Regions from separate parts of the Homo sapiens genome. Here region 2 is linked to region 1. Evidence: chromatin contacts called from ENCODE Hi-C or POLR2A ChIA-PET data. All regions are on one chromosome and are shown on one strand. The core of a region is the stretch at or near the end of the contact, and the rest is flanking DNA. Distances in the headings are between cores, read along the strand shown.

Region 1 (6,480 bases), core at 2,653-5,152:
GTCTCTTTATTTTCAGCAGAGGAATTAAGCCTGTTATTTTTCATTTTTATTTGCCCTTATACAGTGGTAGTTTTGTTTCTAGCCCTTATACAGTGGTAGTTTTGTCTCTAGGCATCCAAGGAGAAATATGATGTCAGGGTGAGCAAAAATAAATGAGCCAAATATGTTACTTTTATTTTTAAAAATATATTGTGAATCGTTTATTTTTCAGCCTAAAAAAGGTAGCAAATTCTGACACATACTACAACATAGACGAACCTTCAAAAACATTATGCTAAGTGAAATAAGTCAGACATAAAAGGACCAGTACAGTACAGTTCCACTTATATGAGGTAGCCAGAGTAGTGAAATTCATAGAGTCAGAAAGTAGCATGGTGGTTGCCCATGGCTGGAGGGAAGGGGAAATGAGAAATTGTTGTTTAATGGCTATGGAGTTTCCGTTTGGGATGCCAAAAAAGTCCTGGAGATGGATGGTGATGTTGGTTGCACAACAATGTATTTAATGCCATTGAATTGTACACTTAAAAACGGTTAAAATGGTAAATATATATACATAGAGTGAAATACATAGTTTTTTGTGTTATATTTACATATGGGTGTATACATATATATGTGTGTGTGTATACTTCAAGTATATAACCTGTGTCACCACCACTCAGGGCTAGAATGCCTTCTTAGCCATGTGGTGGTGTGTATCTTTAATCCCAGCTACTAGGGAGGTTGAGGTAGGAGGATCACTTCAGCCGCACCTTTGGAGGCTGCAGTGAGCTATGATCGTACCACTGTGCTCCAGCCTGGGTGACAGAGGGAGACCCAGTCTCTTAAAAAAGAAAAAACAGTGTATATATACACACACATTTATACATATGAATGCCTTCTTTCCTGTAGCCCAAGCTATGCTCTTTGTATTTATAGTGACCTTGGTGGAGAGGGTTGGGTGGTAGACAGAGGTAAGATCTCTCTCCCCTTGACTTCCAAAACCATCAGGATATTTAAATATTTGTAACATTTGTTTTCTACCTGTAGATGTTCTCCAAGTGCTCAGTGGGTCTGAGTCAGGTGACTTTTTTTTTAAACAGTAACCACCCCAGGTGCGGTGGCTCACCCCTATAATCCCAGCACTTTGGAAGGCCGAGGCAAGTGGATCACCTGAGGTCAGGAGTTCCAGACCAGCCTGGCCAACATAGTGAAACCCCATCTCTACTAAAAATACAAAAATTAGCTGGACGTGGTGGCGGGTGCCTGTAATCCCAACTACTCGGGAGGCTGAGGCAGGAGAATCGCTTGAACCCGGGAGGTGGAGGTTGCAGTGAGCCAAGATCGCACCATTGCACTCGAGCCTGAGTGACAAAAGCTAAACCTTATCTCAGGAAAAAAAAAAAAAAAGTAACCATTACCAGAAGAAAGACAACATTTGGACACTGAACTTCATGACACTGACACCTAACAGGTTTTATTTCCTGATCACACATTTGGGGCGAATCTTTACCTACACTGGATTTCCACATTGTGCTGGTGGTTCTCACCCTGCAGCAATATTTGGCAGAGTCTTTTGTTTTCTTGCTATACCTGCCAGTGTTGAGTTTATCTCACTCAGAAGAGAGTATCCTGAAAATGGATATGTAACTGGAATTTTGGGTAAGACAAATATTTTCAAATTTATCTGAAGACATCATAGAAGTAATGTTCTTGGACAGTGAATAAATTGCCCTGTATTTCAGTGCTTCTCAAACGTTGCGGACCCCAGCCTACAGTTAAAAAGACATTTCAGGCCAGGCACGGTGGCCCACGCCTGTTATCCCAGCACCTTGGGAGGCTGATGTGGGAGGATTGCTTGATCCCAGGAGTTCGAGACCAGTCTGGGTAACAAAGTGAGGCCCTGGCTCTACAAAAAAATGAAATAAATAGCTGGGCATGATGGTGCACACCTGTAGTCCCAGATATACAGGAGGCTAAGGCAGGAAGATTGCTTGAGCCCAGGAGGTTGAGGCCGCAGTGAGCCATGACGGTGCCACTGCACTTCAGCCTGGGAGACAAAGTGAGACCCTGTCTCAAAAAAAACATTTTTTTTTTACATCACCCTGTAAAATATGCATGTGTACAACTGACCCAAACATTTTGCAAAACAGTAGTCACTGTTACTACACAAGATACATTCTGAAGTTGTTTCTTAATCCCTTCTTGTGAAAATGCTGGTTGCAACCCACAAAGGTTGATTTCATGACTCATTTATAGGTCTCAGCCCACAGTTTGGAAACAGGACACCGATGTAAATATTTTATCCAACAGGGTGTCTCTGTTTCAATTTTGCTTATTGTGTCTATAATGCCATTTAACTGCCTACATATCACATCCTATGTAGTGGAGAAAATCTGGTCCCTGTGATAGACATTGGGAGGCAGTTACTGTTCTAGACTCTGGGGAAAAAATAGTAAGGAAAATTCACCTCAGCTTTATGCTTCTACTGCCAGCATCTGGGACTGATAAACTTGAGGTTTTCTGGACGTCAACCTTTGCTCTATGGTAGAATTTTTGAGGGAGTGAGGCAGACATTTTCTTTTCAGCTTTTTCTTCTCATATACCTTCAAAGTTCTTTTAGTTTTGTTTTTGCTTCCTTCTCTTTGCATCATCTCCTTTCTCTGACTCCTCACAAAGAGATATTCAGATCTACAAAACAAAGACTTAAATTACTTACAATCTGGCCAGGTACGGTGGTTTCATGCCTTGTAATCCCAGCACTTCGGGAAGCCAAGGCAGGAGGATCACTTGAGCCCAGGAGTTTCTTCTCTTTTTTTCTTTTTTTTTTTGAGACGGAGTCTCACTCTGTCACCCAGGCTGGAGTGCAGTGGCGCGACCTTGGCTCACTGCAACCTCCACCTCGCAGGCTCAAGCGATTCTCCTGCCAGAGTAGCTGGGATTATAGGCTCACCACCAGACCCGGGTAATTTTTGTATTTTTAGTAGAGATGGGGTTTTGCCATGTTGGCCAGGCTGGTCTCGAACTCCTGACCTCAGGTGATCTGCCCACCTCAGCCTCCCAAAGTGCTGGGATCACAGGCATGAGCCACCATGCCTGGCCAAACCCAGGAGTGTCAAACCACCATGGGCAACATAGGGAGATCCCAGCTCTAAAAACAATAAATAGTGGGGCATGGTGGTGTATGACTGTAGTCCCAGCTACTTGGGAGGCTGAAGTGGGAGGCTTCCTTGAGCCTGGGATGTTGTGGCTGCAGTGAGCCATAATTATGCCTCTGCACTCCAGCCTGAGCCATAGAGCAAGACCCTGTCTCTAAAAAATATGTATATATAATAAAATAAATTACTTAAGATCTATATCCTCCTTTAGTTGGTGTTATCTCAACTAACAACCCTCAGGCCAGCTGTAGTCCCAGATATTCAGGAGGCTGAGGCAGGTGGATTGCTTGAGCCCGGGAGGTTGAGGCTGCAGTGAGCCATGAATGGTGCCACTGCACTTCAGCCTGGGTGACAGAGTGAGACCTTGTCTCCAAAAAAAAAAAAAAAATTTTTTTTTTACATCACCCAGTACAATATGCACATGTACAACTGACCCAAACATTTTGCAAAACAGTCGCTGTTACTACATGAGATACATTCTGAAATTGTTTCCTAACAAGGGACACCAGGACAAATTGAGAGCAAAGGACGCAAAAGCCCACAAGACAAGGTAAAGTAGAAGAAAGGAGCAGGGGCAGTGTCGTATGGGCCAGCACTGGTTTAATTCACTGGCTGTTCCTTCCTGTGAGGGCTTTCCGCTAGGCCGGCGAAGGCTGGTGAGAAAGCCGGCTCTGCGCCCTGCCCTGTGCTGGCCGCCCTCACCTGGCGCTTTGTACCCTGAGGCAGCTCCGGACTCAGGGCAGGTGGGAGGGATTGCACTTTCCTTTCACTTTCTCAGGACGCCAAACCCGACACCTGGGGCCAGAACTACACTTCCCACCAAGCAGCGAGGCAGGAGGAAGAAGGGGGCACTGGGGGGCTGAAAAGCAAACCCAGAAGAAAGCGAAAACATTACCTGCTGACCAGCAGAGGTGAGAGAGCGAGACAGGTAAGCGACAGGTGAACCAGGAAGGCGAAGGCTGCGGGATGCCGGCGGGAGGACATCATCGGGGTGGACGCTGCCTGTGCCTCCCAGCAAGGCTTGTAGGCTCAATGAAAGGGGGCTTTAGTGGAAACCCTGAGGACTCCTGAGGGTGGGGGGAGACATGGAAGTAAAGTCTCAGCTCAAGTTACAGTGATAAGACCAAGACACCGGAAGTGGAATGGCTGTCTTTAGTTGAAAAGTCAGACAGGAAAAAAGTGGTTTGATTGTGTCTGTTGTCTGCTGGATCATCTACCCATATGTGATTTCAGAGAGGTCCAAGAGAGGTATGGGATCCTTCTTCATCGCCTTAAAGCCCTGGGTTTTTGCATGCAGATTGGACATTTGAGTGCATTTTACCTTGTGTGATGAGACAGAGTGTCCTTGTCTATGACTTTAGAGAAAACCAAAGTAAAACGGAGAGGTGAAGAAGGATGTCACAAGGCAGGGGCAATTTGCAGCACATCAAATGTAATCATTAAGTGGGATCAGGTTTCAGTTACTTTTAGAGCAATTGGATGAGGAGTCCGAACACACTCTCAGGAAGAACAGTTAAAGAGGATGGGGATATTCTCCTTGGGGGAATATTCTTGCTGCTTCAAATATCTGATGGGCTGTCATGTGGAACAGGAATGTGATGTGTCTTGGCAGAGTAAGGATAGCACGGAGCTAGACAGATGGAAACCTCATGGAGGGAGGTGTCAATCCCACAGAAGTGAGAGCTGCCCAGTGCAAAATGGAAATTTTTCAGGAGGTAGTCAGTTCCTTGTGATCAGAGATATTTAAGCATAGGTGGACATTTAAGCCAGGGATGCTGATGGTGGGAGTAAGTTTCAGGTAGGTGACTTGGTCGATTGGTGTTTTCCAAACCTGGCTCATCATCAGAATCACCTGGGGAAGAGACAGAGCAAGAGGGGAGGGGAGGGGAGGGAAGAGAGACAGAGGTTTTTGGTTTTGTGTTTTTGTTTGTTTGTTTGTTTGTTTTTTGAAACGGAGTTTCGCTCTTGTTGCCCAGGCTGGACTGCAATGGTGCGATCTCGGCTCACTGCAACCTCTGCCCTCTGGGTTCAAGCCATTCTCCTGCCTTAGCCTCCCAAGTAGCTGGGATTACAGGTGCATGCCACCACGCCCGGCTAATTTTTTGTATTTTTAGTAGAGATGGGGTTTCACCATGTTGGCCAAGCTGATCTTGAACTCCTGACCTCAAGTGATCCGCCTGCCTCAGCCTCCCAAATTGCTTGGATTACAGGTGTGAGCCACTGCCCCTGGCCTATTTCTTATTATTTTAATAGAGATGGGCGGGGAGGGGGGGCGCAGGGCTCTCATTATATTGCCTAGACTACTTTCAACCTCCTGGCGTCAAGTGATCCTTCTGCCTCGGCCTGCCAAAGTGCTAGGATTACAGGCATGAGCGACTGCGGCCTGGCGCACTAAACATATTTTAAAGTTAAAAACACAAAACACAAAACCTGGCCCAGTGCAGTTTTGAGATCATACCACTGCACTCCAGCCTCGGTGACAGAGCGAGACTCTGTCTCAAAAAAAAAAAAAAAAAAAGAATACTAAGAAATAATTTTTAAAAGAACAAGGTAAAATATGTTTAGCAAGTCTGGGATGAGCTCCAAAAATATATTTTTTCAATGATATTCCCAGATAATTCTGATAATCAGTTAGTTTGTGAAACACTGTCATTAAAAACCTTTATTTTCCAGCCGGGCATGGTGGCTCATGCCTGTAATCCCAACACTTTGGGAGGTCAAGGCGGGCAGATCACCTGAGGTCAAGAGTTCCTAACCAGCCTGGCCAACATGGCAAAACCCTGTATCGACTAAAAATACAAAAATTAGCCAGGCGTGGTGGCAGGCACCTGTAATCCCAGCTACTTGGGAGGCTGAGGCAAGAGAATCGCTTGAACCCAGGAGGCGGAGGTTGCAGTGCAGTGAGCCAAGACCACACCATTGCATTCCAGCCTGGGCAAGAAGAGTGAAACTCTGTCTCAAAAAAAAAAAAAAAAAAAAAGGAAATATATATTTTTCAATGATACTCTCAGATAATTCTGATAATCAGTTAGTTTGTGAAACACTGTCATTAGAAACCTTAATTTTCTGGCGGCGCGTGATGGCTCAGGCCTGTAATCCCAGCACTTTGGGAGACTGAGGCAGGTAAATCACTTGAGGTCAGGCATTCGAGACCAGCCTGACCAACATGGTGAAACCCCGTCTCTACTAAAAATACAAAAATTACCTGGGTGTGGTAGTGCAGGTCTATAGTCCCAGCTACTCGGGAGGCTGAGGCAGGAGAATCGTTTGAACTGGAAGGCAGAGGTTGCAGTGAGCTGAGATCATGCCATTGCACTCCAGCCTGGGCGACACAGCGAGACTCTTT
Region 2 (6,652 bases), core at 3,921-6,420, 52 kb after region 1:
CCTGTAATCACAGCACTTTGGGAGGCTGAGGCAGGCGGATCATGAGGTCAGGAGATGGAGACCACCCTGGCCAACATGGTGAAACCCCATCTCTACTAAAAATACAAAAAAAGTAGCTAGGCATGGTGGCATGCACTTGTAGCCCAGCTACTCAGGAGGCTGAGGCAGGAGAATCACTTGAATCCGGGAGGCAGAGGTTGCAGTGAGCCAAGATCGCGCCACTGCACTCCAGCCTGTTGACAGAGCAAGACTCCGTCTCCAAAAAAAAAACAAAACACAAAACAAAAAAAAGGATTTTGCTTAATTTTCCTTATAAAATGACAGCTTAAACAAGATTTCAAGACAGGGCAGGCTGTTTGGCTCAGTGGCTTCTCACCCCAAAGGTTTATGGGTTGCTCATATTCCATGTCCCTCATGGGTTAACTAAGTGTACCAGCATGGTGACCCAGGCTGGTAGAACAGCCACTTTGCAAAATTTACCAATTGCCTGGAAAGAGGATCACGTATGGGATCTTAAACTTTCATCTGGCAATGACACTTCTCACATTTCAGCCTAGGTAAGTCAGCTGGGCCTTGCAATTGAACCACGAAGCCACAAAGCAGGGTTGGAAATCTGTTGCCAGTACTATGACTACCATTTCAATATCTACCTTTATCAATATCAAGCCTCTTTCTCCTCCTTTATCAACTACCTTTATTAATATCAAGCCCCTTCTCTCCCCCAAATCACTGGCATGATGTGAAATCACTTATTGTGTACAGTGGCAGGGAAGAGGCTGAAATTGTAGTTTTGTGCAAATGAGAAGGTGAGACGTTCCACCCATCAATGTTTACACCTCAGCTTCTTTTGCAACAGGCAATTAACACTTGGGGAAAGAAGAGAACTCGCTCTCAATGCAGCCATTGAGGGTAGCAATCCACATTACAGACTACTCGGACTAGTACAGAAGCTTCCACTGCCTTTTCCAAGATACAAAAGAGTTGCTCTAAACATACACTTCTCTCCATCCCAGAAGTGACCAACTGCCACTCCCTGGACCTTGCTATCCCCCTCTCCCTGTTGCAGATTCAGATATGCAAACGATGCTTCTTCCTACTTTCCAGAATTGCTCAAGGCTCTCTCCACCTCCTAGCTCCAGCACTCCCAACCCATTCTCAGGCTCTTCCCCATCCCTCTGCATGTCCCCAGCATAGCCTGACTGGTACACCTGAGGGTGGACTTAACTCCCCTGGGAGTTAGCTGCTGGGCTACAAGCTTACAGAAACAGACCAGACTACTCAGTGGATCCCCAGTTGTTATCATGACCACAGTATAAGCCCACTCAGAAATGATTCCTAGATGTTTAAACATTTTCCGATAGCATTTTTTGAGTTGGAGTCTTGCTCTTTCGCCCAGGCTAGAGTGCAGTGGCGAGATCTTGGCTCACGCCACTCTCCTGCCTCAGCCTCCCGAGTAGCTGGGACTGCAGGGGCCCGCCACCATGCCCAGCTAATTTTTTGTATTTTTGGTAGAGACAGGGTTTCACCATGTTAGCCAGGATGGTCTCGATCTCCTGACCTCGTGATCCGCCCGCCTCGGCCTCCCAAAGTGCTGGGATTACAGGCGTGAGCCACCGTGCCCGGCCCCCATAGCACAAATTCTTTATTTTTTTCACTCTATTGCCCAGGCTGGAGTGCAATGGCATGATCTCAGCTCACTGCAACTTCCACCTCCCACGTTCAAGTGATTTTCCTGCCTCTGTAATCCCAAAGTGCTGGGATTACAGGCGTGAGCCACCGCACCCAGCCATAAATTCTTAACATAAATACTAAAATCGAGGAGCAGTTATTTTTACAAGTGTGGAAAAAAGGTCACCTGAAGGTCTTCCATGGGAGTAGCAGAATGGTTCTTACTCACAAAAAATTCACAATAATGAAAACTCCTTAAAAATTCACGAAATAATTATGCAGAACAATAAGCTTTCAAAATACAATTATATTATGACCTTCCCCCGTTATCTAAGGGCATGAAGCAAGTTCAACCGCAAGTGCATGGTAGCAGAAAACTGCCAGTGCCTTTTGCTCAACAGGTGGCCCAGCGTTAGTCTTGAACATTTTCAAGTATAGGATTGTTTGATGACCCCGGCTAGTTAAGGTTTCCCTTTCTCTCTCACACACATTTCTCAAAGTACCTATCCTCCCGAATATCCGACAAGGGACCGATCGAAGAGTCAGTGAAAGAAAAACATCATTATTCTTTGACATCGGCACATTTCAAAAACAGCTCATTACACAGAACAGCCAACTTTTTTTTTAATTGTTTTATTTGGGAAAAGTGCTTCTTACAAAAGGGCAGCTGCAAAATACAGAGACCTCTGCAACAATTATTTGTTTTTTCTTAAAGTGAAAGAATGGGTGGGATCCAAGGAATCAAAGCAGTAGATGGACAAACCAGGAGCATCCCCGAGTTATTTTCAGGAAACAGAGCAACAAAACACAAAGGTACAATTTCCAATCAAGGAATTCTTCCAACAACTTAACTTTAGCTAATCTCAGGGATTCCCAAGCCCTCCCTTTCGGTGGAAAAGTATGACTTATCACTGCAAACCCATTACTCCACTACAATAAACACCTTAGAACAGAGTTTTGAATCACGTCTGTCTACCTGAAAGCTCAGGGGTGGAATGAGGCAAATACCCACAAAAACAAACACAAAAACCCGACAACAAAATGCCTCAAGTGAGGACAAAGGTTTCTCAGAAAGTGCCTGTACTGGAAAGGCTAGATCGTAAAACATTAAATACAACTGTGTATCCAAGACCCAGTTTGTGTTATTATATGGGATAACCAGGTAGTTTTAACCTCTATGGCTAACCCCATTTCTCTATTTATATAGACAGAGCTAGCACTGCTATATTGACAACTACCAATATACTGCTTTGCCCTTTAAGATCTATCTGCCACACAAGGCTTAAACCACTAAACCAGGTTTTTCTACTAAGGCTAAGAATACTGCATCTATGCAGGGATGAGAAGCTTATCACACACCCACACACTCACACCATGTCAGCCCTTGGGAGCCAACTTCCAACTCTGCATTGATGTTATGCCTCTCTATCTTTTATACGTATTCTTTCTCAATTTTCCTATCATGCAAAACAGTAAAAAATCTCAACACATTCACACCTGATTCTGGTTACCCAGTAGTATTACTTGTGTGCAATTAAACAAGAGACCAAAACCACAGAACAAGTGCACGTGGTAGGGATTACAGGGTAGGGAACAGATATAAAAACACAGATGTGCAGATTTCACCAGAAACCTCAAGGATCCACATCCCATGTCTGGGGCAGAGGGCTATTGGCCAGCTTAGGTCCCTTCACCCATCACTCCTATTCTTGGACCCCAAAGCAGGGCCACTGCTTTTACTTTTGAACCTGGGGTCCTCAAAATGAGTGTGTGAAAAGTCCATAAATGCAATCTGGTTGAAAACAGATGACGCAACACACCTACACTAACTGTCTGACAGTTAAATTCGTGTTACAAAAAACTAACTTTAAGATTTATTTTTGTAACTTTTTTCAACAGGGAAAACAACACACTCCTCAGGGAAAGGTGAGGGGTTGAGAAGACAGGCCCTGGGTAAAAATTCTTAGGACAGCACCTGGAGTTGAGAGGCCTGCCTAGGAGAGAACACAGGCACTGCCACACCACCACAGGGGACAGCTGCTGTCTGAGGTCAGCAGACCAGTTCACACGCCACGCAAGGTTGCTATAGATCCAAGTCATAAAAATCTTCCAGCTCATCATGAAACAAGTCCCACTCATCTTCAGAGTCTGTTAGTTCGTCGTCCCCACCTGCAGCCAAAAGCATAAGCAACATCTCGCCCAGCTCAAAGGTGACAACCTCTTCTTCATCGTTGTCAAAGGGGTTGCTGTTCTCTCTTTCCTCAATGAGTTCCCAGAAGTGGTTCCTTCGTTGGGCCTGTAAAAAACAAGGCCATGATAGGGATGGCACTGTCGAGCAGTATCTTCTATCCTGTTGTTTATAAGGCAAAACGTCCAGCACACCAGAGGGCATGACGAACCAGACTTCTTAGTTAGGGTTTCCATTTACCACTTCCTCCCCTCTGGTTACTTCATGGAAATCGTTTAGGCTAGAGCTTTAACACACATTTTTTCTTCCTTTCCTATCCCTCCCAGTTTTCTGAGGTTTGTTTCCTCCTTTAATACTCTACACTTTCGCTCCCAGACCTGAGCGTTAACCTTCTCCTTCCCCTACCCCAATATGTGCAGGACTCAACTGATACCTTGGAATTTCCCCTCCTTTAAAAAAACAGTGAGAGTTACCCGGTATCTGCTTGATGTTCCCACTTTCTGTCTCTGTGGCTCCTCTCTACGGCCATCAGGGTACGCATGCTTGTAAAAACAGTTCCCTCCAAATGGGCAGCTCCCACGTCCTTCATCAAAATACCTGCACGCCTTGTTGCTGGAAAGGAAAATATCGCAACCCTTATTCACAGTGGATTTCAGGTCTGTATTTGACTATCATCCGGGGTTTCTTTAAACAGGTAGGGATAGAACCAGTATGTCAGCTTACAGCCCTCCCCAAGATGTGTTCTTATAAACATGTGTGTGCCAATGCAAGAAACACTAACTAGAAACCGGTAACTCTGTTCAAGTCTATGCTGGTTAATAGCTCTAGTACAAGCAGATGCCATAGAGAGAAAATCTTCTAGAAAGCCAACACATGAGAACATAGGACAGCTATGACACGGATTCAGAATAAGGTAGAACCCCACTCATGGGGCCTTACTTGTCAACAGTAGAGACCTCTTTATAACACAGTCCCTTGGCATGGACCCCAAGGACTGTGTTATAGCAAGATATATACTGGATGTTATCAGGGTGACAAAATAAACTGTCCTGGGAAGTCAAAGAAGGGTAGGAAGGAGGTAGGAGTGTATAATGCAGCACCATTCTTTTCAAAGTGAACCCAAGCTCTGTTGGGCTCTTCGCTTGAGAAAAGGCTGCAGTGCTCATACCTCATTGCCTCCTTGTATTTCAGAATGAGTTTCTGCTTCTCTTCTTTCTCCTCCACCCAGTACTCACTTGGAATGACAAAGTTAGATGTGATCCGGCATTCTGGGCAGGACCTGGGAAACAATGAACAGGCTGCAATGCAAATTCCCCTTTTACAGGCCCACTCTTCAAGGACACACCCTGGTGTGTCGCCTCCAGACTTAAAGACTTAACTGAAAGGCACGTGGGCATTTCCTGAAAGGGTTCCACATACTGTCACACAACTGACCATTTCTTTCAAGCAAGGCAACCTCCTTTATAAATCCAACTCAAGGGCTAGCCAGTTCTTTTTTTTTTTTTTTGAAAAATATAACTTAGGTAAAAAACAAAAACAAAAGAAGACATTTCACACAGACTCCTTTTTCTTTCGTTTAAATAAATTTATTTCTTGTAGCTTTGCTCTGTTTAGATTATGTGGTTTTTGTTCAGTTATGAGAACAATCTTTAAAGGATGGTGGATTGTTGGCTAGCTTAATGAATGGAATAGGAAAGTGGAAATGTAAAACGTCAGGAAACATACATTCAGAGCTAGATCAGTTTGTTCACTGAGCCTAAACTGGCTAATAATCCATTAAACACAATCTCCTCAGAAAAAGCACGAAGATTCTAACTGATACACAGGGTTTCCTCATTCAAATAAAAGTAGATAGACCAACTAACCTAGAAGCTAGCTGAAATACAAAGAAGAAATCCCCATTAGAATATCCCAGTTTCAAGATAAAATGCATGCATTTAAATGCGGTCCATCTGGTTGAAAGTTGGCACAAGTTACTAAATTCTTCCCCAAAAGAGAAAGCACAAATGAAGACTGGGGAGGAGTCTCACTTTATGATCTTGCTCTCAAATTGCTTAGCACTCCTCCACTTGCGAATGCACTTGAGACAGTAGGTGTGGTTGCAGTTGGAGAGGATCCCGAAGCGGCGCTCACTGGGGTTGGCTTTCTCATAGACCACCTCCATGCAGATCCCACACACCATGTCCTTGCTGCGCTGCACGGCAAATGAGAGCTCCATGTCCTTCTCATGGGCCTCAATGCACGACTAGAGAAGGTGGAGAGAGAACAAGTGGAATCCAGTCATTGAACCCTGAAAAACTTGAGCAACAGTTAATGATTCACAGTCAAAGAATCAAATAGTCAACTGAAAAAACAATGTTCCCAAGCTGACACGAAAATTAGCTTTGCTGACAAGTAAACACAGGTGTGGTGTTTTTTTTTTGTTTGTTTGTTTTTGCGGTGGTACTTAACAATACTAGAAAATCAAACTATGAGGACTCAACTTCGGGAACTGAAAAATTACCCAATTTTCTCTACCCCAAACCTGGAGCTCAACTACATTAAAGACGGTTTTCCATACTGTTTGTTATTTCTGGTTTCTACATGAGGTTAAGACCCTAGTTAAAACCTGTCGGAAAATAAGGGTGACAGGCACGTAAACTCTCTTATGCCTTTAAAGAAAAACAACTTCATCGAGATTTTTCAACTACTCAGCTTGATAGACTGATGCACACTTAGGTTAGGTTAGATTAGCCCACTTTGGGGCTATTATAAATAATGCTGCCAAGAACATTCATGTACCAATTTTTGTGTGGA

What was found. A loop is a pair of places that touch in the nucleus more often than their neighbours do. ChIA-PET counts read pairs that join two places held with the same protein, here RNA polymerase II (POLR2A). Pooled maps may share reads with other maps.
Region 2: a loop to region 1 is called in a pooled map, with 2.2 times the contacts of the local background. The contact joins the enhancer-like site here to the promoter of RAB19 in region 1. A Hi-C loop is called at or near these places in 5 of 168 maps with a recorded cell type or tissue (K562, breast epithelium, endothelial cell of umbilical vein and 1 more) and 7 of 50 pooled maps. POLR2A ChIA-PET finds 5 or more read pairs at or near these places in 11 of 52 experiments (AG04450, B cell, CD4-positive, alpha-beta T cell and 8 more).

The regions. Positions count from the first base shown.
Region 1 is chr7:140,400,156-140,406,635 of GRCh38, forward strand. RAB19 (RAB19, member RAS oncogene family) reads left to right here and starts at 3,903. Exons shown (of 4, transcript NM_001008749.3): 1 at 3,903-4,062. It overlaps LOC124901759 (a long non-coding RNA gene), which reads right to left and starts at 4,313. Exons shown (of 2, transcript XR_007060561.1): 1 at 4,030-4,313; 2 at 1,428-2,667. RefSeq lists enhancers at 3,476-3,977, 3,978-4,477.
Region 2 is chr7:140,450,766-140,457,417 of GRCh38, forward strand. MKRN1 (makorin ring finger protein 1) reads right to left here. Exons shown (of 8, transcript NM_013446.4): 5 at 5,887-6,101; 6 at 5,025-5,135; 7 at 4,330-4,468; 8 at 2,268-3,964. The coding sequence ends at 3,752. Among named protein-coding and RNA genes, the nearest start is that of MKRN1, 25 kb to the right of the region's middle. RefSeq lists an enhancer at 5,692-6,545. Within about 2 kb of position 5,171, at least 2 of the 41 ENCODE cell types and tissues checked have a DNase peak (open chromatin) inside an H3K27ac peak, as active enhancers do.